3 separate regions of the Homo sapiens genome follow, and regions 1 and 3 are each linked to region 2. The links are chromatin loops, found by intact Hi-C in ENCODE. Cell type or tissue: heart right ventricle. All regions are shown on one strand. Each heading gives the region's core, and the rest is flanking DNA. Links, peaks and the distances in the headings are about the cores only.

Region 1 (7,835 bases), core at 2,497-6,496, 190 kb after region 2:
CTGTTATGAATAAAGCTGTTATGAACATTGATGTAAAAGTCATTGTGTGGATTCATATGTCTTCATTTACATTGGTAGAAATGCAGAAGTGGAATTGCTGAGTCATAGGGCTGAGGTATGTTTAGTTTTATAAGACACTGCCAAAGAGCCCTCTAAAGTGGCTGCACCATTTTACATAATGTAGTTATTCTTGATGACTGCATAATTTTGGAATTGATGCATCATCAATTACGTCATTGTTACCACATTATTAGACATTTATTTTATATTGTTTTCAGTGTCGCTTTTCTAAAATAGGAAATGCTGCATTGAACACCTCCATATACATAATATTTTATCTGTTACTGGAATAGTTCTGCTATCAGAATATTCAATAGAGAAACTAGGGGTGGGATTACTGAGCACTGTTATGACTTTTTAATTTCCCAAAGGTCTGTGCTAGTTTATTTTTTCAATTAATTAAAAAAATTGTTGCTAAGCCCTTTCCTTTTTATTGAGTTGTAACATAATTACAATAATGTGCATAGATCTTAAGTTTACAGCTTGATGAATTTTTACGTATATAAAATACAACAACTATGGCCCAGATGAAGAAATGGAACATTTTCAGCATCTTGGAAACCCTTCTGCTTCTTCCAGACTGTACTATGCCTCACAAAAGGAACTACTATTTTGACATTAATCCCATAAAATGATTGTACTTGTGTTTATACTTCATATAAGTGAAATCATATACTTTACTAGCCCTGGCTTTGACTTGCCTTTCCATTGGCCTTCCCTGGGCAACCAACATTCTTACTGTCTTCCAATATGGTAAAACATTCAGTGTAATAAGAGTAGTCTTGACTCGCAGTATAGTTATTGAATCCATGCTGTTTATTTATTTTCATTTGTAAGATTTAAAATATAAAATAGAACTTTTATTCCAAGTCCAATCTTAATTTTTGATATTGATGGGGAAAACCTGAAGCATATTTAACAAAAATAATGGTCACCATTTGGTGAGCTCAGAAATGGATACTAGGTGCTATTTAAGGAATTTATATCCATAATTTCATTTAATCTTTTTAATAATCCAAGAAAAAGATACAATTATACCCATTTTTCTGTATAAGAAATCTGAAGCTAAAAGATATAAAATTACCTTACTAAATCTTACAGGGCTAGTATGGCTGAAGAATGCATACTCAAGTGTGTCTGGCATCACCCAGATGTGTCTGACACCACTGCCCATAACTACACTAGAGACCAGACCTTTAAAATTACAAATGCTCAGTCAACAGAGAAAAGTCTAAACAAACATCAGAGGATGCTTGAACTGGCCCTGTTTTGCTCTGCTCTTTATTAAAAGCTGGAGGCAAGCTGCTAAAGATGAGGGGTGAAAACCTGACTTGATGTAATTGCCAGGCATAGTTTTTTGCATTAGCTGCCCTCTTCAGTCATTATCAGCTTTACCAGCAAATTGAAACAGTAGGTGCATATTAACATTGCAGCCCACAGCTGGCCATATTACTGCTAATCCGGGCCATTTTTTCATTAAAATTCAATTAAAACCCCAAGACATCAGTATACAAAATTGTATAGAATGTAATGAACAGAGCAGCCAATGACTGAAAAACAGCATGGATTCAACAACTATACTGTGAGCCAAGACTACTCTTACGCTAAATATTTTACCATATTGGAGGACAGTAAGAATGTTTATTACCAGGAAAGGCCGATGGAAATGTATTAATAAGTCAAAGCCAGGGCTTATCTCTGAAGGCAGCTGGACACCATTTAACCCAAGTGATTTTCTAGTTCCAAATGAGAAGAAGGCATTAAATAGTATAATACACTAGAAATTGCAAATAGATTTTTACACTACAGAAACCAGGTCCCAGTTAAAAGCTAGGTAAAAATGCATCAAAGAAACATCAAATTAGATATATTTGATAAAAATGCATACATCAAAGAAACATCATCATCAAAAGAAAATGATAGAGCCAGTGCTCAAATAAAATTTCAGGTCTGTGTGACAGCTTCATTTATAGAAATGAACATAGGAGTCCAACCTTTTTTTAAATATAAATTCCTTTTTACAACTTAAAAAATTAGAGTATCAAGGAAGTAAAATTGTATGTGCATAAATCATTAGCGTGTAAATCAATGAGGTTTCACAAAATTAACATACTCAGGTATCTCCACCGCTGATCATGATATAGGATATTTAGTGTGTTTCATAAGCCACTCATATGCCCTATCCTGGTTACTATCCCGCTCCAAAAGTAACAACTATTCTTTCATTTTAAGGGTAACCATTCATAGTAACACAGGCTTCAAGTATGCTGATGCTTTGGAAAAAAAATACTAAAAATTGATTTTCAATCCCAATTTTCATTTTTTAGGAGCTGAACAAATGTCATGACAATTTAACAGAATAGAGCTACAGAAAGAGCTAACAGAATAGAGCTACTCATCATCATCCTCTAGCCTCCAAGCAAAAAAAAAAAAAGCTGTTTTTTTCAATTGTTGGATAGAATTTTATGAATTTTATTTCATTTCATTCAGGTATTTTTAAGAGACTGCACAAAGTTGATTTTTCTTTAAAGTTCTACTTTATCCATTTGACAACAACACAACCAATTGTTGGTAAAAACAAGAAAATTAAGTCAGTTTTTCCAGTGTTTGTGTATAGTGATTTCCCTGATTTCTCCTTTTTAAGATCTCTCTGTGCCCAAAGGCACAACACGGTCAATTAGGGTTTAAGTAAATTGTGTCCCCTCAGTACAGTTTTTTAGTGTGAAATTAATCAGCCTAATTGAGATTGATTATTTGAACTTGGCCTTATCAACACCAAAATCAAATTAACTAGAATATTGCCATGCTGACAGATATTTATGACATTTCAACCCCAAATAAATGCAAACCTTGAAAATGCTTCTAAATCCTTAATACTGATTATAAATAAATAGCATGCCTTTCTCCCAAGGTCAGGTTTTTTCCATAATTGGTCTGCAATTAGCTCCTTTTTTTTTTTGGCTATATATATGGGTTAAGAAGATATTTTATAATGAATTTATGTTCCCCTCTCTATCCACTGCCCTTCAATTTGAGTTGAAAAATTACTTTTTTTTTCCCCCTTCTCCATAAATGTCACTGTCAGCAGTTTCCTTCTGGACATTGGAAGGCTTTGTAAAAGTAACTGAAGGGATATAGGCTATTAATCATGATTTTAAAAATTATTTTACATATATAAAATTTATATCTTTCTAAAAGCAGGTGGTTGAACAATTAACCTCTGCTTACACTTCTCCAAAGGTTCTTAGCAAGTCCCAAAGATGCCTGCAAGGCACTAGGAAGTAGGTGCAGTAATGTTCCCAGCTGTGGCAGTACACAGACGCTCCCTCCCTCTCCTACATCTCACCCCTACAGTAAAACTATTTCTGGGGAAAATGGAGAGGGTTTGAGTTACTCAGATATTATTTTTAGATGACTTCTAAACAGGGATCAGTAAATCTTAGACAGCACTGCCACTTTTCATACAAACAAAACAACTCTGGCTTACAAAGAGTGTCAATGAAAAGTGTCAGGATCCCAAGGTCTTGCATCATTTAAGGAGACCCTGCAGTTTGACACTTGGTTTTACTTCTTAATTGCCTCATCTGCTCCGTTTAACTTTACTCAACTAGACTTATAAATATTTAATCAGAACATGGCTGCCTGCTTAAAAAAGGAAAAAGAAACCCTGACTGATACTGTTGGCCAAACATGACCTTGAGAAGACAAAGACACGTTTACAAGGTTATTCTCATCCTAATTTGCATTTAAGGAGAGAAACAAGTGCCATGACCGATTAGCAAAACGAAGTTATTAAAAACAATTGACCTAGGCTTAGGTATCCTGTAGAAAGAAACTGAAAAAATAAAAAGAAAGAGAAAACTCATAGTGTTCCCCTCCCCTCCCTCAAAGGAAAAAACAAAACAAAACCCAGGAGGTTCATTTTTTTCATGATTTATTGAATTTTCTGAATTCCTAAAGCCATATGGGTGTATTTTAAATGTTTATTTTTCTTCAAGCATCTTCTCTAATGTTAGTTTATAGAATATTATAGTTTTGACTAGAGTATGTAAATGTATTTAATAACAATCTTGCTATTTTTTGGATATGAAGGCTTTTAATACATAGCATTGAAATAAATTAAGATTTTGTTTGTATTTTATACTTTGTTTTGTTGCTGTATTTTTCAACATATATATCAAATTTTGAAATGATTGTTGGAAGCTTTTTGGTATTTTAAAATCAATCAGTTGATTAACCAATTAATTAATTAGTTAATGTGAAATTTCACGTATTAACTCCGCCCAGTTGATTCCATACAACACACGCTCCCCATGCAGGCCTCTGGGTGGCATGGTTTCTGCATCCGTGGAGTTGCTTCCTCTGTGTCTCACTGGGCATTTCTCAGGCACACAGTCTCTAGTTTTCAACTCTGACAATGCACAAGCATCTTCTTCCCTCCCAATGCGCAATGATCTGAGTAACCTTAATATACTAAGCTCTGAGTAAATTCCATTTGTCCCCTTTTAGTGGGTTTAAAAGTGTTGTTCAGTAACCCAACTGATGTCTGCTACTAACACCATATCTGTGGCCAACTATTCACTATATCTCAGGTCTTCCCTGAGACTTTCAATCAAATTCTCATACTGCTAGATTCGTTCACGGTCATGTGCTTTCCTTTTTTTCTCTTTTCTTTGGAGGTGTTGTCTCTCTCCATATATATATATATATATATATATAGAGAGAGAGAGAGAGAGAGAGAGAGAGAGAGCCAAATATATATATATTTGTTGTCGTCTCTCTCCATACACACACACACACACACACACACACACACATATTTGTTATGATCAGGATCATTTGCAAAACTTCCTCTTGACTCTAATTTTTGCTCCAAAGACTTGCTAATCTTTCTTTTGAATCCTCACTAAATCACAACTTCCTGAGCCGTATACATTCTCTTTCTACTATATCCCTAGTGTCTAGACTAGTTCCTGGCACAGAGTTGGCATTCAGTAAACACTGAGGGGAGGGTTGTTTAGATGGGTGGATGAATAAAGGCAGCAGGGATAACAGGCCTACTACCCCCTTTGTCCAAGGATTATATGACCCTTTCAAAGATACAAGCTCTCAGTTCATCACTTCTGTAGAGGATGATGAGCATCTACAGCAATCTCATCCTCAACTGCCGATTCCATTGAGGACCACGAATCATGCTCTATGGCCAACATTTTATTTGATAGCTTAACCAGCACATTACACCCAGTTTGACTAAAATGTCCCAGCAATTGACTGGCATTGATTTAATTTAAGATTTCCTTATTTGAGAAGCAGGGGCCTCATCCCACCCCACCAACTTTCTTGCCTCAACAAATTAGTCTTAAATAAAGATAAGCCTTTATTTCACATTCTTATCTTAATTATCCTCCTATGTTTGAAATAATGTACAAACAAGGACATATTTTACTTTTTTGTGGCTTAGAACACTTAGTTTTAAAACTTCTTATATTTATTGTAATTAAGACTAATGCAAGCTTCGTATACTTATTGTAATTAAGACTATTCAATGCCTTGTTTTCCAATTATTCATACTTAAAATGGTAGTGTCTGCTTTATTTGCACAGGAGACTGTTTCATTGTTCCAAACTCATTTTCCTTAATTTGTCTTTTCTGGGTTCCAAGAAAAGGGCGTTGCATTCTGCTTGACCACGTGTGTCAGTTGGGGAGAAAGTGTAGATCATAGGGTGCTGGAAGAAGACTAGGCTTTGAATTTTATTGGTCTATTCTGAATGGCTTTTGTCCTTCTTAGTGGACTCCAGGAGAAGATAAATTGTTAGCGTAACCACAGGCCAGAATGAGGATGATGTCATAGATAAAATGGGTGTATTAAATTGGTTTCCCCTAGAAGCAGAGCCTGAGATGGGGAGGTAACAGAGATTCTTAGAAAATGATTTATTGAAGAAGGGCTCTCAGGAAACGCTTGTAAGGGAAGAAGGGAAGCAAGATGTGTGTTCAATCCAAGGGGAGCTCCAGATCCTACATTGCATCTCTGTATCTGTCTAGCCTTGAGGTGAGGCGACTGAATTTTCATACCACAGGATTAGAGAGTCCTTGCATACCAGCTTTAGGGTGCATGGGGATAGTAGCAGACTGCCTATCACAGGAGAAGGTGACTCTTGGCTCTCAAGGACAATCTTCTGGAGGCATTTTTAGCTTCCAGCTTTAGTGTCAGCACTCACTGTTCTAGTGATTTAGTCAAGGCCCTGCCTAATCACATTTGCTACAATGGAAAAATCTGATGTTAAGAAAGAAGGAGAATATAGTTTGCACTCCCGAACTTTGTTTGGTTTCTGTGTGGTTGAAATGCAATTCACAATTTTACCTTTTCTTGAAAAAGTGGTGTTTAGTTATATATCTGTGTTTCTATGATAAAATAGCTGAGTTAGAGGTGAACTTTTAGAATGCAGTCCATGCTTAAGTACCAATGTATTTGAACTAGCATTCCATTGGATCATTGGATGTATTGGATTCTGTGAATCATAATTTATTGAAAGGATTTTTTTTAGGCAGTCTCACTCCATCACAATTCACTGCAGCCTCAACTTCCTGAGCTTAAGTGATTCTCCCACCTCAGCCTCCCAAGTAACTGGGAGGAAGGCACACACCACCACACCCAGCTAATTTTTGCTACTTTTTATAGAGACTGGTTTTCTCCATGTTGCCCAGGCTGTTCTTGAACTCCTGGGCTCAAGCCATCCACCCACCTGAGCATCTCAAAGTGCTGGGATTACAGACATGAGCCACCCTACAGGGCCTATTGAAATGATTTGATTTGTTAATGTAGGTGAAAGTACCTTGGCCATCAGCACGTAGTAGGCCCTCAATACCTTTACTTATTCTTTTTTTTTTTTCCCTTTTATAAGTCTTAAGATGAATCTCCAGAACTCCACATGTAGGTTGACATCTTACTAATTTGTACAAATGAGAAGGAGGGCCTCACTGAATTAATAAAAATTATGGAAAAAATGAATTTTTGAAATTCAAGAACAAGTAACTGATACAAGGTTAATGAAGCATTACCTAGAATTAGCCCTTAAGGGAACAGCCTCAATAAATGGATAAGAATAATTTATAATTAGCCTTTTCTTTTTGCACCTCAAGAGTACTTGGGATGAGCTTATCTATAAGAAGCTTAGATATATCTGCTATTGCCTGTGATTTTATTTCTATATTTAATTTGTCTTAGGATAGTTTTCTTAGATATTGTGTAGCTAACAACATAGTCCCTGCCTAGGGACATTTCATGATAATCAGAAACTTTCAGGTTAACAAATATTAGCTTACTTCCCACAGTGTTTATATAAATTGAGTTGTATGTCCATCTGACATTTGCAGAAGCCCTGGGCTATCCTTAATATTTCAGAAATCCTCAAAATGCACAGATTTTGAGTAAAAGAAGCCAGACCCCAAAGACTACATACTGTATGGTCCTACTGATATGAAGTTGAAAAGAAATAAAAGTTATTTATACCCACAGAAATTGGATAGCAGTTGCCTTTAGTCGTGGAGTGGTTAGCTAAAATAGGGCAACATGGAATTTTTGGGGTGACATTCCATATCTTGATCTGGATGTTAGATGAGTTTGTATATTTGTTAAAGTTCTGTGTGATGTACATTTAACATTTGTGCATTTTACTAAAGGTAAATTGTACTTTAATAAAGTACTGTTAGAAAAAGGTGCATAGGTTGTTACTTGAATCTTAGATCTAACTTTATGGAGGAGGTGAACAAAGAAA
Region 2 (7,835 bases), core at 1,838-5,837:
TGAAGCTGGCAATTGGAAGGCACAAATCTACTTTTTGCCACTAGATGGCAGAAAGTGACCATGAGACAGACCCAGGAGAGTACAGGGTGGTGGAATGCCTTAGGGACCAGAAGCCCTAAGTACCCACCTCATCCATTGAAGATTTTTTACAGTCATCATCATCATCGTCGTCGTCACTTTCCGTATCAGCTTCTCCTGTCAAATTTTAATAACAGATCATCATGTCACCATTTCAACATTTAGCTTTACAGCATTTGTAACACATATTTTACCTAAAATCAATTACAGATTTCCTTGGAAGTTGGGCTGTTTAAAATTATTTTTTTCAAGGATTTAAATTTTATTCGTTATAGAAAATTATACTGACATTTTGAATATAGATTTTTTCCTAAACTGGATTTGTTAATAAATAGCACTTAAAATTTCAAAATTCTATTAAAAAATGCGTGTCAATATTTTTTCTCTATATGTTTTTAAACACGTGGCATTGAAAACAGTTTGCTGGCATTTAATACAGTTTGCTTTCTATGGTACATGTATTCTATTTTGATATACAAACACTCTCTCAGGGTCTCTATGACCCCGAAAACAGATATACTATCTATCCCTCCTTCATCTTTCCCTCCTTTCCCAAGCCGCGACTCTTCCATGCAATGCGTGGCCAGCACATAGCTCAGTGATCTTGTGTTGACATTTTTCCCAAGGCCAGAGAGGACCTTGCAGAAGTCAAAGAAGTTAGGAGCTGGGGCAGGAACTCTGGGGCTTTGGCAGCAAAGTCACTACATAAAAATCGTGAAGGGCCAACTTTATCCTATGATTTGTCTGCAAGCTTATTTGATGGATGTATTGTCATCACAACGAAGTGCATATCGTAGAAAATGCTGATATTATTTTTAAGAGGGCAGGATAACATGGGTAAGTCCTTAAATATCAGCATGATTGGAAATCTAACTCCATCAGAAATAATTCAGCTTCATATGTAGCCAATATACACTCATTTAAATGAATTGTTTTTCCCCTGAAGAATTAATGGACATTTCTGCTAGGTTAAATATTCATATCAGTATGAAGCATTACATTCTTCCATAGCTATGGGCTTCAGTCAGACCCAGAAATATCCGTTATATAAAAAAGATTTTCAAGTAAAAAGTCAGCGAGGTTGTTCTAAATGGTTCGAAAGTTCTAAATTGATTTAACTACTATCTTTCAGGGCTCACACAATGCAATAGCACGATGAGCCCAATAGATGGCAATAATGGTTCAACAATGAAGTAACTTGCACCCCTGCCCACTGCCAGCCTTCTGAAAGTTAGCTGCCCTACTCGATTTATATAAATGGAGACAGTACCACTGCACTGTCCTCTGAGAAGCTTATAAAAGTTTTCATTTGGCTGACACAGTTCAATTACTGAATGACAGTAGTGAAAAAAGTATTGCTTAAAAATCTCCAGGGGAAAAAAGATTTCTGGGACCAGCAAGGGTTTTTATGTATTGGATTGTTTATTAAGGAAAGCCACATACAACCACTTTATAATGCTGATATTGTGTTAGTTAATAAGGTGAATCGATTATATTTTGGATAGAAAACGTATCTTACTACAATATTAGAGACACATTCTTTTAGGGTATTGCCACTTAAGCATTTTTATAATGAAATTTTTGTCCCAAGTTCTTATTACCTTTTTTTTTTAAAAAAAAAAAATCAGAGAGGGGATTCTTTTAATTAAATAATTAAAAAATTGTTTGGCAGAGCTTTCTATAAAATACTTCATGGGACCCAACAATTCGCAGTCATTTCAAATAGCCAATCAGGTCATTCTTTAGTGTCTGTGGGAAAGAAAGAATTTGTCTTTCTTTACTGTAAAAAGCAGAAACCTGATTTTTCTCCTGTAAATCTTTGGAGGGATGTTGGGGGAATCTTGTTGAACTATAAAAAATATCTTAGGTTACCCTAGTTCCTTAGGACAAGTCTACTAGCAAAGGGCTGAATCCTGCAAGAGGCATCTGGCCAACAGGGGCCATGATAAGTAAACTAGCTTTGAAATACAATACCTGTCACGTTTTTCAAGTTACTTGAGTTCCCAGTACTGTGAACATCTACGAACCAAATGGTAAATTAGCGGTGCTCTTTATTCAGGTACCTACATATTAAAATGTCCAAAAGTTTCCACTGATTGCATAATAGACAACAGGGCTAGCTTAGGAAATCTACTGAATAACTAACAGATTGTTGCCCTTTCTCTATATTAAGCAATAATGTTCACTGCCTGTAAAAATCGTCATTTGTGTTATGCATCCTGTTAATAAGAGGCAGAGAACTGGTAGTGGGAAAGGCAGATGGTAAAAAACACAAGCACCCACATGCAAAGGAAGACAAGGTTTGCTTGCTATCATTCAACGGATAGAGTTGTGTTAGGAAATAGGTGTGAATGAAAGGCCTGTTAATGATACTCACTTCCAAACTTCAAAGAGAACATTTTTACTGAGTACAGAAATTATTTTTGAAAAAATGTTGAAAGACATGCACAATAATGATGAAAGTACACATTCAAAAGCTACAGGACAAAACCCTTTCAAAGAATTATATAACGTCTGTTGATAAAGATTTTAATCGAAACAATAAAAAAACAGGCAATTGAGACAGAAAAATAGAAGAAAAGATAAATCAGAGTCTCAGGCTACTTTTTTTTAACCCTGATTGTCCTAGAGTTTATATTTTAATTATTTTAAAATCTTATAACTGATGTATAACAGGCGTACAGAAAAGTACACGTCGTAAGTCCACAGTGCAAAGAATTTTCACCAAATAAACGTGTCTGAGTAAATGATATCCAGATCAAGAAACAAAATATAACCAATCTCTAGAAGGCTCTTGGGCTCCCTGCTGGTTGCTTTTCTTCCAAGGGAACCCATTATCCTGACTTCTAATAAATAGCATAAATTAGTTTTGCCTGTTTTTGTGTGTTATATAGGTTAAATCATACAGTATGTAGTTTTTGTGTACCTGACTTCCTTTGCTCAATATTATGTTTATTTATAGTGATTCATCCATAGTTTTCATTTAGTTATAGATTATTCTCATGGCTGCATATTCTTTCTTTGTGTGAATATACCATAATTCATTTATCTGTTGACGAGTATTTGGTGTCCAGTATTTGGCTATTCTGAATACCTCTGCTTTAAGCAATTCTTGTACGTGTCTCTTGGTAAACCTAAATACACATCTTTAGCAAGCATATACCTAGGAATGGAACTCCCGAGGTACAGGGAGTGCATATATTCAGCTTTTGTAGACACTGCTAAGTAGTTTTCCAATTGATTGTTCCTATGTTTAACTTATAACTGAAAAACTTCCTACAGTCAAGCTTAAAAGTTTCTTCCACTTAATCACCCTGCAATCAGGAGATGTCTATAATGCGATTTTCAGATTGCCAAGCTTCTGACTGAACTTGGAAGATAAATCAGACTAAATGACAAATAATCCCAAGGAAATGAGTGCCACTGAATTCTTTTCTCATCAACCACAGCAATCTATTTCACCCTTAATTTAAAAGGAAAAGAAATGATATTAGGCATCCTCTAGGAGCTTCAAAAGATAATTTAAGTAATTTTGCCATGTCACAGATTTTAAAAAGTTCTTTAAAACATGAAAAAATTGAAATGCCCAGAACTCTTCAGCATATCATCAATGACAATGCATCCAGTGCTCAGTTCTATAGTTAATATTTCCCATTATGAAGCTTAAAGTCATATGGTCACTCTGAAGACTATTTGGCTTACATGGTAGCCAGAATAATGACCTCCCAGAGATGTCTCTGCTCCATGAATATGTTAGCTTGCATGATAAAAGGGACATTGCAGGTGAGATGGAGTTAAAGACCTTGACATGGGAGCAATTATCCTGGATTATCTGGATGGATCCAATGTAATGACTTGAGTTCTTGCCAGCAGAGGACATTTCCTGCCTGTGGTCAGAGGGAGATGTGACCACAGGAGAAAGGTTAGTGAAATGCAGCCTTGCTGGCTTTGAAGCTGGAAGGAGCCCCAAGCCAACGAATGTGGGTGGCCTCTAGAAGCTGGAAAAAGCAAGGAAACAGCTTCTCCCTTAGCGCCTCCAGGAAGGAACACAGCCCGGCTGACACCTGGAGTGTAGCCCAGTGAAACCCAGGGGGCTTCCTGACTTACAGGACTAGAGGATAATACATTTGTGCTGGTTTAAGCCGCTAAGTTTGTAGCAGCAAGAGAAAACCAGTAGTTCAAAACTGTGCAGAAATAGGAATGTTCAAAGTCCTTCTAAGCTAATTTCAGAGCAGCAAATTCTTTTTTTTTTGAGACGGAGTCTCACTCTGTCACCAGGCTGGAGTGCAGTGGCTGGATCTTGTCTTACTGCAACATCTGCCTCCTAGGTTCAAGCGATTCTCCTGCCTCAGCCTCCCGAGTAGCTGGGACTACAGGTACGTGCCACTATGCCCAGATAATTTTTGTATTTTTGCAAGAGACAGGATTTCACCATGTTGGCCACCAAAGACACGGGGTTTCACCATGTTGGCCAGGATGGTCTCGAACTCCTGACCTCATAATCCACCTGCCTCAGCCTCCAAAAGTAGTAGTATTACAGGCATGAGCCACCACGCACAGCCCAGAGCAGCAATTCTTAAACCAACACAAAACATGACGGGGAGAGCCCACCAGCCCCTCACCGGCTCCTGGGGATGAGGGCTCGAACATGCTGGAGGAGTCACTGTAGGTGTTGGAGGCTTGTTCTGAGAGCTTCTTTTTGCCGCTTCCTTCTGATGACTTGTGTGATTTCTTCTTATTTTTCACCAAAATTTTATACATTAAATCCATAGGGCTTGGAAGAGGAACTCCAGATTCCAGCTAATAGAAATGAAAGGCATATTCTTTAAAAATACTGCTCCCTCTTTCAGATCCCCTCCCCAGACCCCCAGATCAGCTGTGGATACCAAATGTCTAGACTTCTTCCCTACCTTCAACACTGCTCATTAAACTCTTAGTGTATCTTACATGGGAGCTAATTTTTTTTTATATCAAAGATATATTTTCATTACTATACTTTTTTTTTCAACATATTCTACATGAAGAAGACCATAGAAATGTACTGGTAGATTTGATGTACTAAATCTGAACATTTATGAATTTTCCAATGGAACATAGAAACCCAATCATCTTGATTTAGGACAGATAAGAAGGCCCTGGCCTGAATTTTTGAAGGAGGGAAGCCAGGCATCTGCCAGGAGGAGTTGGTAAAGACGGGCAGAAGCTTCCAGGTGAGCCCATGAAATCATTTTTTCAGATGCCCCTTAAAATCAGCAAAATCCCCATCCTGGTACTAGGTAGTTTAGCTGCACGTCCCTGGCATCAACAGAAGTGGATGAGGTGGCTTCAGATTTCCTCCCAGCCCTAAGATTCAAGCTACCACATTTGCAAGCCTTATTTTGACTGTTTCAAGTTTGTACATCTAACGGGAAAATCAATTTCCCATGAGGGGGTCATTAGATATTGTATCAGAGAGCATGTGTGCAAGCCACAAGATAGGTTACTTTAAGAAAATCTATAGAATGCCTAAGTTAGTCCTCTATTCTTGGCTTGCAATGAGCGGAGGGACTGGTATAAACTCACTTACAAATGCATGGAGATTGGGCAAAAGGGTGCGGGAAGGAAAATGCTACTTTAGGATATTTCTGCTGCTTTCCTTCCCAAAGCAGAGATATCATCAATGCAATGGGCGACCTGAGTTGTGCCACACCAAAAGGTGCATCCAAGGAAATAGAGAACAGCCAGCAGGGACAGGCCAAGAAGACATTGTGCCACCTGCAGTGTCCTGTTTTGCCAATCCATTCATCTCAAAGAGGTGTGACGAGGTTCCCTGGGAGTGAGCAGAGGCCTGTCCTCTTGGACTGTCTCTATGGGCTGATTGTAATTGTTGGGAAATCTGCACTCTTGATTGAGTTTCATCAGGCAGCCAGCGAGAGAGAAGAGTGTGGGAAGAGGAAGAGTGCAGAGGCATTCCTCTACCCTTAGTGGGGCCCATTGCTGGTATCCTCCTTGTCAAAGATTTCATCACCAACTGCATTAATCTTACCAAGAAACATAAATATGAAAAGGAAGTAAGTTTTCCCTCAACCTCATTCATCAATAATGCATACATTCCTTCAAGGACAAACATCAGAACTGCTTACTGGATATTTTTCCAGGGGCTCCATGAGAAGGGCATCCCCAAAGATCAGTCGGCAGTACTCCGCCATCTTGGCTTGCTGCTTTGGGCTAAGGGAGAACAAGAACAGAAGAAGGAAAGTAGGGAGGCTTATCCAAAGAACCTGAACAGGATTGCTTTGTGTTATTAACTACAGAAAGAAGTAATTCTCTAATCCCACCCATCAGGATTGGTTTTTATCATCCTGGATCTTTATCTTAACTTATGTGAATTTGAATAACATACACAGATGGACAGCGAAGGCACTGATGTGTGAGGTGGTTCCCAAGGCAGACCTGCATAGACATAGGTGGAGGGGACAGCATGTCATTTGCTGTAACTGGAGCCTTGAAATTCCCAGAGTTAGAGGCTCAGTCCCTTTTGTTTAACTCGCTGATTCCAAGTCAATTGCAAGACACTTGGAGAAAGAACCCTTTCATATTTCCATGTAAATTATCAAGTGAAATTTGTAAACCACTGCTGCAAAGGAGTGTTTATGAGGAGATGAAAGAGGATAGATAAGGAAGGATGGCAGGGAGGGAGCTGAATAGGGAAAGAGAGACAACGGAGAGAGAAAAAGAGAGGGAGAGAATCTCAAAATGTAGAAAAGGGCAGACAGGCAAACAGTGTGTCCACTTGGGGAGGGGGTCCTGGAGGAAAGATAAAAGTAGCAGGCACCTTGGGGAAAGGTGTGTGCAACTCATATATACATAACAGAATAGCAAAGGTGGTATCATTCTGAATATATTGCCAGTAGGGACCTGGTATAATGGAAAAAGGCTGGCACTGCAGGGTTTGCTGAGCTGAGCGACAGGGTCTGAACCACTCTGGGTCTATAAAATGAGGAGAATAATAACCGTTCTTGGAAAGGGACAGAGGGTGCTGAGAAGATGAAATGAAGTAATGGATGCAAACGCCTTTGAAACATTAAAAGAGCAGGGCAAATGTAAGATGATTCCACTGTTACAAGGCGGCGTCCGCCAGCTAGACTAGACAAATCCTACGCCCAGTAACTTGTAAACACAGCTGATATAGGGGAACATTCATATTGTTTCAATGCTACTGCTTCCCTTGACCTTTCAAAAAGCAATAATTTTTTTTCTCATTTCGTGGAATGTTAAATATCATTACAAAGTTATCCAGTTCCTTTGGGTTTTATGGATTTTGAATTTGATCTACAGTCTGTCGAACTTGATTTCCAATAGTTATCTCTACATGCTGCAATGATAATACATTTTAGCAGGACTGTGACTGTACTAAGAATAAGTAACAGCGATGAAAATCCTTCTTGACGAAAATTCAAATTGATCATAAAATGTGATTCTTATTCTTATTTTCATTCCCTTTTCCATGAATGTTTAAGCCTGGATCATGGGCTTTTTTTTTTTTTACTGGGGTTAGGGGGTTGGTATTGACGGTTCAAATCATATTGAAATGGTCCACAGGAAAAGTCACTATTTTGTATTCATTTTTTTCTTTTTAAAAAACCAAGTGTGTGCTTTGGGTGGAAAGTGAGTTCTCTGGCATTTGAATATGAAACCCCAAAGTCACTGCTTTCTTGGAACTGCAGGGAGAGGCTAAGGAGAGATTCAAAGGATTTGCAAAGTCCTCCACAGCAACC
Region 3 (7,835 bases), core at 2,497-6,496, 180 kb after region 2:
GCTGGAGTCAGTGGCGCGATCTCAGCTCACTGCAACCTCCGCCTCCTGGGTTCAAGCAATTCTCCTGCCTCAGCTTCCCAAATAACTGGGACTACAGGATACGCCACCATGCCCAGCTAATTTTTGTATTTTTATTAGAGACGGGGTTTCACCATATTGGCCAGGCTGGTCTCAAACTCCTGACCTCGTGATCCGTCCGCCTCGGCCTCCCAAAGTGCTGGGATTACAGGCATGAGCCACCGCGCCCAGCCAAGAATTTCAGTTTCTTATGTTCAACAATCTGCTAGATTTTTGCAATGATGGCATACAAAGAACACAATATTTATGTTTCTTCTCCAATGGTGATTCTGCCACCTTAAGCAAGTTACTTCTCTTTAGCCTTAATCCCTCTATGTAAAACTGGTATGATCTTACTCTTCTCACAAGCCTGTTTTGATTATTAAATAGAATAACATATGGTAAATGTGTGCCGTATAGAAGAAATAATAATGTTAGCTGTTCCACTAGCACCACTAAGTCAGCATGTCTTAAAAATACATCCACTATCTTTCACCCATGCACTCTTTCAGGGCTTTTTACTTTGGCTGGGAATTTGAGAGTCATCCTTGGTACTTTCTTCTTTCTCACCTCCCACATCCAGATGGTTTTAAGGTCCAGCCAATTTTTTGATACAATGTTATTTATATTCATTCATATCTGTCCAAACCTATAATCTACTACACTAGTTGAAATCCTCATTTTCTCTCCCCTAAATCATTGCATTTAGTTTTTAATTGGCCTTCCTACCACTGGTCTGTCCCAACATTAGTGCATACTCAACAGAGCTGCCAAAGTCCTCTTCCGCTGACACACTTTGAGTCATACGACGCTTCTGCTCAGAAACCTCCAGTGGTTTTCCATTTCCAGCCTAGAAAGGCTAGCATGGAAAACCTTCCATGGTCCTGTCTTCAATTAACCTTCTTTAGCCTCCTCTTCCATATCACACTAGTGCCCCAAACATAAGCTGTCTCCCAGCCAAACAGGCCACCACATCATTCCAGAAATGCCTTGTATTTTCCTGATTCTATGACATGACTTAATCTATTCTTAATGCTCACTTCAAACACCACTTTTCTCAGGAAGGTTTCCGAGAGACAAGTGTTTATTTTTCCCCCTATCTAACTCCATTGCGTTAATTTTTGTCTTATAGTTTCCACATATGGCTTTGCATTCAAGTTACTTTTAGACACATCTTATCCATTCTTCTAGACTGTCATCTCCTTGACAATAAAGACTGTGTTTTATTCATCTTTGTGTATCCTTCCATGCTTCACTCAGTAGCAGATGCTCAAAAAAATGTTACTGGATACAAGAATGTAAAAGTAGATATCAAATCTGTGACTTTCAATTTTGTTACAGATACCCTCTCTTTACAAATCAGACATTTCTGTATTTCACTATTTTGTGTTTTATTGAGAAGAATGGCTCTACCTAAGGAATATATCAGACATGTGGGTGCTGGTCCCATTTGGGGGAAAACTTCAGCATATGTAATAGACACAGTTTCACATGCACATCAGGAAAACTTGCACATGCCCTGAAGTTAAGGCAGTGTCAGAAACATCTAATAATTGGTGTCCTTTCCAACTTCTTGGCGTCACTGATGTGAATGCATCTTGGAAAAGGCCATTTTAGCAGTCCTTACACATACGCAGTGCCTTCTCATTTTCAAAGCACTTTTCCAGCATTCACATTGCACTTGACCCCCACATAGCAATGTGGAAACAGGTGCTCTGATTGCCACTTGAAAGAGAAGAAAATTGTATTCCCAAGAACAATACATGACTTGTCCAAGGTCACAAAGTTAGGCAGTAGTAGAAGTGAGGCAAAAATAGAATCTATCTCATAAATCCTGACCTAGTGTGCTTTTGCATTTCGGTATCACTTTGAATTCTCCACTGTTATTCTGCATATTCTCAAGTGTTCTGGACTCCTGAAATGATCTTTTGCAGTGCAAAATCTTGCACATGCTCACATACCCACTATTCTTCTGGCTTAGAGAGAAATTTGGTTTCAACTGATACTCTTTGCAACAGCTGTTCTCTCATCTGCCTTTTTTTTAAATTTTCAACTTTTACTTTAGAACCCGAGGTACATCTGCAGGTTTGTTACAGAGGTATACTGCGTGATGCTGAGGTTTGGGGTGTGATTGAACCTGTCACCCAGGTTGTGAGCATAGTACCCACATAAGGAGGTGATCCTGCTTATTTCTTTTACACAATTTAAGTTATATCCTGGTTATGATGTTGTATATTAGTCCATTCTCACACTGCTATGAAGAATACCCAAGACTGAGTAATTTATAAAGGAAAGAGGTTTAATTGACTCACATTTCTGTATGGCTGGGGAGGCCTCAGGAAACTTACAATCATGGTGGAAGGTCCCTCTTCACAGTGCAGCAGGAGCGAGAATGAGAATGAGCCCCCTTATTAAAACCATCAGATCTTGTGAGAAGTCACTCACTATCACGAGAACAGCATGGGGGAACTGCCCCCATAATCTAATCACCACCCCCAAGGTCCCTCCCATGACACACAGGGATTACGGGAGCTACAATTCAAGATGATTTGGGTGACGGCACAGCCAAACCGTATCAGATGTGTCCAACAGGTTTTTTTTTTTTTTTGGAACTCTTTGGAAGTAGTTTACAAATAACGAAATGCATTCATTCTAAGTGCACCAATAGATGAGTTTTGACAAATATATACATGAGTGTAATTCCATTACCATCAAGGTACAGAATATTTCTATTACCCTTAAAAGTTTCTTGTGCCCTTTTGTGGCCTATCCCCTGTTGCCAGGCCGCCACTGATCTGTTTTCTACCTCTCTAACATTTAAGGCTGTGCTACATAGAATTTATACTTAGTCACATTACACCATGCCTTGTCTCAAAATCCTCTCCAGTTTTGCCACCCCACTCAGAGCAAAAGCCCACGTCCTTCAAATAACCCACAGAGCCCTGGGCATTTGACCTCCACATATCTCTCTTACATAATCTCCCATTAAGCTCCCCAAACTCTTCCTATTTTCCTTATTTTACTTATTTTTTTATCTATTTCTTCTCAACTTGAAAATGCATATGAAACTCCAGGAGGATGTTGTTTAAAGGATATTCTGATCCAATAGATCTGGGGTGGGGCCTGAGATTCTGCATTTCCGATAAACTGCTAATACGGAGGTATTTTGATTACCAAGGTGCTAGAGCATTTATCACCAACATAAGGGCAGAGGTTTGATCTGTTCTGTTTACCACTGTATTCTCCATGCCTTGATATGGCCTGCCACATAATATTAATAGCTGTGCAATACATAGTCTGTGGCCAAATGAATACATGAGTGAATGACTTTTAAATATAAGGAAACAAAGCTGGCTTCCTAGAGAATTTTTGTTTTCACTGGCTGACTTTGCAGCCACAACAGAGGCAATTCAATTAACGTCCCTCGGCTTCAGTTTCCTTCCCTGATCTGAACGAAGGACACTGAGCACCACCTCTAAGGTCCTTTCTGGCTTGAAATATATTCTTATATGAAGTGTGTGAGAAACAATAATTCCCTAGAGTCTGAAAAATAATTTTCCCAACCAAATCAGAAGGAAAAGCAATTTTGCAAATGTCACTGAAACTTTTCCATTCTTTTCTTAAGTGCTGTTCTTTTTCTCCCCCGCTCTCAACATTTCTAGTCAAGAGCTTTTCCAACATGTGATTTCAGAACAATTATGTGCTAAGTATTATTAAAAGGAAAGAAAGATCCCAGGCCATATTCACAGCCAAGAAGCACCTTAAAAATTCAACATAATATCCCGTGTGTCACTTGACAAGACTGGGCAGCTAATGTGGAGGATGTAGGGGCAACAAACTTATTGTTTAAAATGGTCAAAAATGACTGTCAGTTTCATTAGCCTATTGCCAATCTTCCAGCTGACCTCTGCTTTTATGTTTCCTTTATTAGTGTTCAGGAAGTTCTACCCTTTCTGCTTAGACAAAGGCCGCAGGAATGCCCGAGGCACTAGTAGATTGCAGCAGAGCACGGTTCACACGTAGGAAAGAACCGGTCGTGGAAATCGGTTCACGGACCACTTCAGGGACCACTCACTTCTGGGATGTTTACCTGGCCATTTAGACAAAGCATAGCCTTGTGGTGAGAAAGAAAGATATCATCTGAGGCTATTATATGAATTAAATGAATGAACATCTGAATTCATGTAGCATCTTAGAACCCTGCACAAACATGTTTTCAGTCTATTCAAAATTCTGCCTCCGACTGGGAGGAAAATTACTAACAGCTGGGTAATGAAGTCATATCTGTGTTCTGCAGCTAGCTGAAACCACCTTGTTCCTCTTTATCTGATCCAAATTGTACTACCACTTCAAAATGCAAAAGGGAGGGAAGTTTGAAAGAAAACTTGGATCTCAGAATTCTTGGTAGCTTCCAGATTTGAGACATTGCTTGCAGGTCAGTATTGATTCAAAACTTCTTGATAATTAAACCATTAAGTGAAGCATGGAACTAGTTATGTATTTTATCCAGGTAATGCTCAATAAATAAATACAAATTATTCAAAAGAAAAGTAAGTTATACATCTGATGAACTCTCATACATTAGTCAACCATGCCCACATTTCATTACTATCTTCCTTCCTTTCTTTCTTTCTTTCTTTCTTTCTTTCTTTCTTTCTTTCTTTCTCTTTCTTCCTTTCATTATCTGGGTTTCTTGGTCAATTATTCAATCATCACAGTCATTCAGTGCACTGTTTGTGAGATTTGGAGAACCAATGCAGTGCCAGACACAGAGAACTTCCATGTGCCCAGAAGGAGAATGGAGCTGAGCAAATCCTGGAGATTGACAACTCCTCTTTGCAAGTTATCTCGAAGTATTTTTTTCTACTATGTTACTCATCTGCTCCAAGGCTTTCAAAGGCTCTCTTCTGCCTGTGGAAGAAAGCCTAAACATCTTGGAATAGCATTCAAAGCCTTCCTTAATATTTGGAGAGCATTAGTGGCACACCAGCAGTTACAAAGCTACTATATGTTGAAACCCAAATACCAACCCAGGTGGGGTTGGATCTGAAGCCTAAATTCCTAATTTCTACTCATACAGCTCTTAAGCAGTCTATGCTTCACCTAGAAATGCTTAACATAGGTAAGATCCCCACTGTTTAAAATGGAAGGAACAGTGGAAAACAATTATGGTGTCTGTCCCTTCTCAACGTTAACGGAGGCTTCTGTATGCCTTTACTTTCTGGGTGTTTGTGCACATGCCACTGAGAGCCAGGCGGTTACAATAATAATAATGATATGCCTCATTGCATAGCAGTGGAAAAATTAGTAAAAAAAATAAATAAATACAGGGCATCAGGGCTCTAAATCACTGGCTTAGAATAGCCCTGGTAGAAGGTTGTATTTTCAGGAGTCAAGAAATAAGTCCTAACTTCAATAGATCAATTGTAGGTCTAACAATGTTGCCTTTATTTGCTGTCTGTCAACAACTGTGGAGAAGGTGGAAATAACTCTAATCATCAGTTATATCTGACATAACCTTAATCCTGTCTCTCATCAATGGGGGTCTGTGATGAGAGGTGTGCTCCAGTGGTTTGGAAACATTTTAAAGGAAAACTTAGACATGTGGAGTAATTTGAAAGATGGGAGGGAGGGAGTTGTCTGGCTGCTCTAAGTGAATTGGCAGGAAGGTTTGTGTGAAAGGTCCCATTCAGGCTGACAGGCACAAGGGGCAGACTTTCTGAGATATAATGTGCTTCTGATTGCTGGCTGACAAGGTATTTTCTTTTCTGTCTTCTAAAATATGCAAGATGTACCCATGTTGTGATTTACAACTGGGTTGGGTTTCAGCCACCTGTGAACCTTTGCAAGCTGCGTAGTGAGCTGCCAATGAGAGGAAAGATGTTCTGATAGACGCTTCACCACGTCAGAAAAGTAAAAAAAAGAGAAGTCCCACCCTGCTTTCTAGATGAGATGGTTATTGAGAAAGCAAGAGAATATCAAGTAATAGCTCATTCATCAGGCACCAAAACTAAATGAGAACTTCAATATAAATAAATTTTCCAGATAAATGAAAAAAAAGTGATGCAAACTTTCTTTTTTCTTTAGTATAGTATAATGTGTAGCATTTAACATCTTGAAAAATTGATATCATTCTTGTTAGCCTCACTGACTGTGTTGTCCTATGTTGAAAAGACACTGAATCATTTATTTTGATATCAATTATTAATTGATTACTTCTTTTGTCCAGCCTCTGGGCTAATGCTGGAGGTCAAATGGGGAATAAGACTGACAACCTCCAACCACATGAGGGTTGCTAAGACATAGAAAGCCATATGCTTAAATCCCAGTCACCTAAGCTGTTTATGTTCTCACTTCTGTTTATTTCCACCAGTGTGTTTTATTAATGTTACTTATTTAAATAACAAAAAAACAAAGAACAACAAATGGAAGAGAGAAAGGAAGGAAGGAAGGAAGGAAAGAAGGAAGGAAAGAGGACAGAAAAAAGAGAAAGAAGAAAGGAAGGGAAAGGAAAAGAAAGGAAGGAAGGAAGGAAAAAGAAAAAGAAAGAAAGAAAGAAAGAAAGAAAGAAAGAAAGAAAGAAAGAAAGAAAGAAAGAAAGAAAGAAAGAAAATAAAGAAAAGAGGCAAGTATCTACCCTGTTCCAAGCATAATATTAGGCACTGGGGGATAAAACAGTATAACAGTAAAGTCAGGTGAATATTTCCCGACCTCAAAGGGAGACGTTTTAACTTGTTAATCATCTTTAATTCTATGTTCCCAGAATCATGATTACACATAGAATCATTGCTAAATATATGTCCATTGGGTGACTGATCTGTCCTTGAATGAATGAATATGTTCAGGTTGGGAAAATATATTGTACAAGTTTGTTTGAAGTGTGTCAAAACCAGAGACAAATGGTTTTAAATTATTTTCCCCAGAGCATTTTTTTACTTGAGAGTCTTCAAGATACTAGGTCTTAGCATTCATATAACTGGTTCCATTTGTCATATAGAGTAAGTAACTGAAGAAATTGTTCTGTATTAATCCTAAGTTCCATTTATTCTACAGCTATGACAAACTGAAAATGAGAATTAAGGGCACGATGAAAATATTTGATTACTTTTTTAAGGAGAGGGGTAGTTAAGGAGTTAGCTGTAGGCCAGGCACAGTGGCTCATGCCTGTAACCCCAGCACTTTGAGAGTCTGAGGCGGGTGGATCCTGAGGTCAGGAGTTCAGGACCAGCCTGAGACAGTGAAACCCTGTCTCTACTGAAAATACAAAAATTAGCTGGCGTGGTGGCAGGCGCCTGTAATCCCAGCTACTCAGAAGGCTGAGGCAGGAGAACCACTTGAACCCGGGAGGCAGAGGTTGCAGTGAGCAGAGATGGCACCATTGCACTCCAGCCTGGGTGACACAGTGGGACTCCATCTCAAAAAAAAAAAAAAAAGTTAGCTGTAAAAATAAAATGGGGAATAGAAAGTTTAAGATAGTTTTTATTTATTGTCTCATTTTCTGGTCACAGAATTGGTGCATTGTACTTTGATATCAATAAATAGGGTTGTTTAATATGTCTGACATAAAAGAGTACCTTATCAGCTGGGCACAGTGGCTCATACCTGTAATCCCAACACTTTAGTAGCCCAAGGCAGGAGGATCACTTAAGCCCAGGAGCTCAAGACAAGGGTGGGCAACATAGGGAGACTCCATTTCTACAAAACATTTTTTAAAAATTAGCCAGGTGTGGCATAACCTGTGGTCCTAGCTACTAGAAAAGCTTTTGAGGTGGGAGGAT

The links. Hi-C counts contacts between places; a loop is a spot of excess contacts. Peaks named below come from ENCODE experiments on the same cell type or tissue, not always from the same donor. Only the 100,000 strongest peaks of a DNase experiment are listed, where the experiment ranks them.
Region 1: it touches region 2 in a loop (2.0-fold over the local background); 12 of 110 quality-filtered maps call a loop at or near these places.
Region 3: a loop joins it to region 2, with 2.5 times the contacts of the local background. A loop is called at or near these places in 11 of 110 quality-filtered maps.

Annotation. Positions count from the first base shown.
Region 1 is chr20:8,520,441-8,528,275 of GRCh38, reverse strand. The region is part of intron 3 of PLCB1 (phospholipase C beta 1); the gene reads right to left. Among named protein-coding and RNA genes, the nearest start is that of PLCB1-IT1, 280 kb to the right of the region's middle. In heart right ventricle, for the core only: a CTCF peak has its summit at 4,390; no DNase peak of the experiment used is centred there.
Region 2 is chr20:8,714,714-8,722,548 of GRCh38, reverse strand. It overlaps PLCB1 (phospholipase C beta 1), which reads right to left. Exons shown (of 32, transcript NM_015192.4): 13 at 6,201-6,285; 14 at 4,701-4,878; 15 at 128-195. Among named protein-coding and RNA genes, the nearest start is that of RNU105B, 110 kb to the left of the region's middle. RefSeq lists silencers at 82-131, 1,133-1,427. In heart right ventricle, for the core only: no CTCF peak of the experiment used is centred there; a DNase peak (open chromatin) is centred at 4,118.
Region 3 is chr20:8,538,451-8,546,285 of GRCh38, reverse strand. All of the region lies in intron 3 of PLCB1 (phospholipase C beta 1), which reads right to left. Among named protein-coding and RNA genes, the nearest start is that of RNU105B, 290 kb to the left of the region's middle. In heart right ventricle, for the core only: no CTCF peak of the experiment used is centred there; a DNase peak (open chromatin) is centred at 4,058; H3K27ac peaks cover 2,466 bases.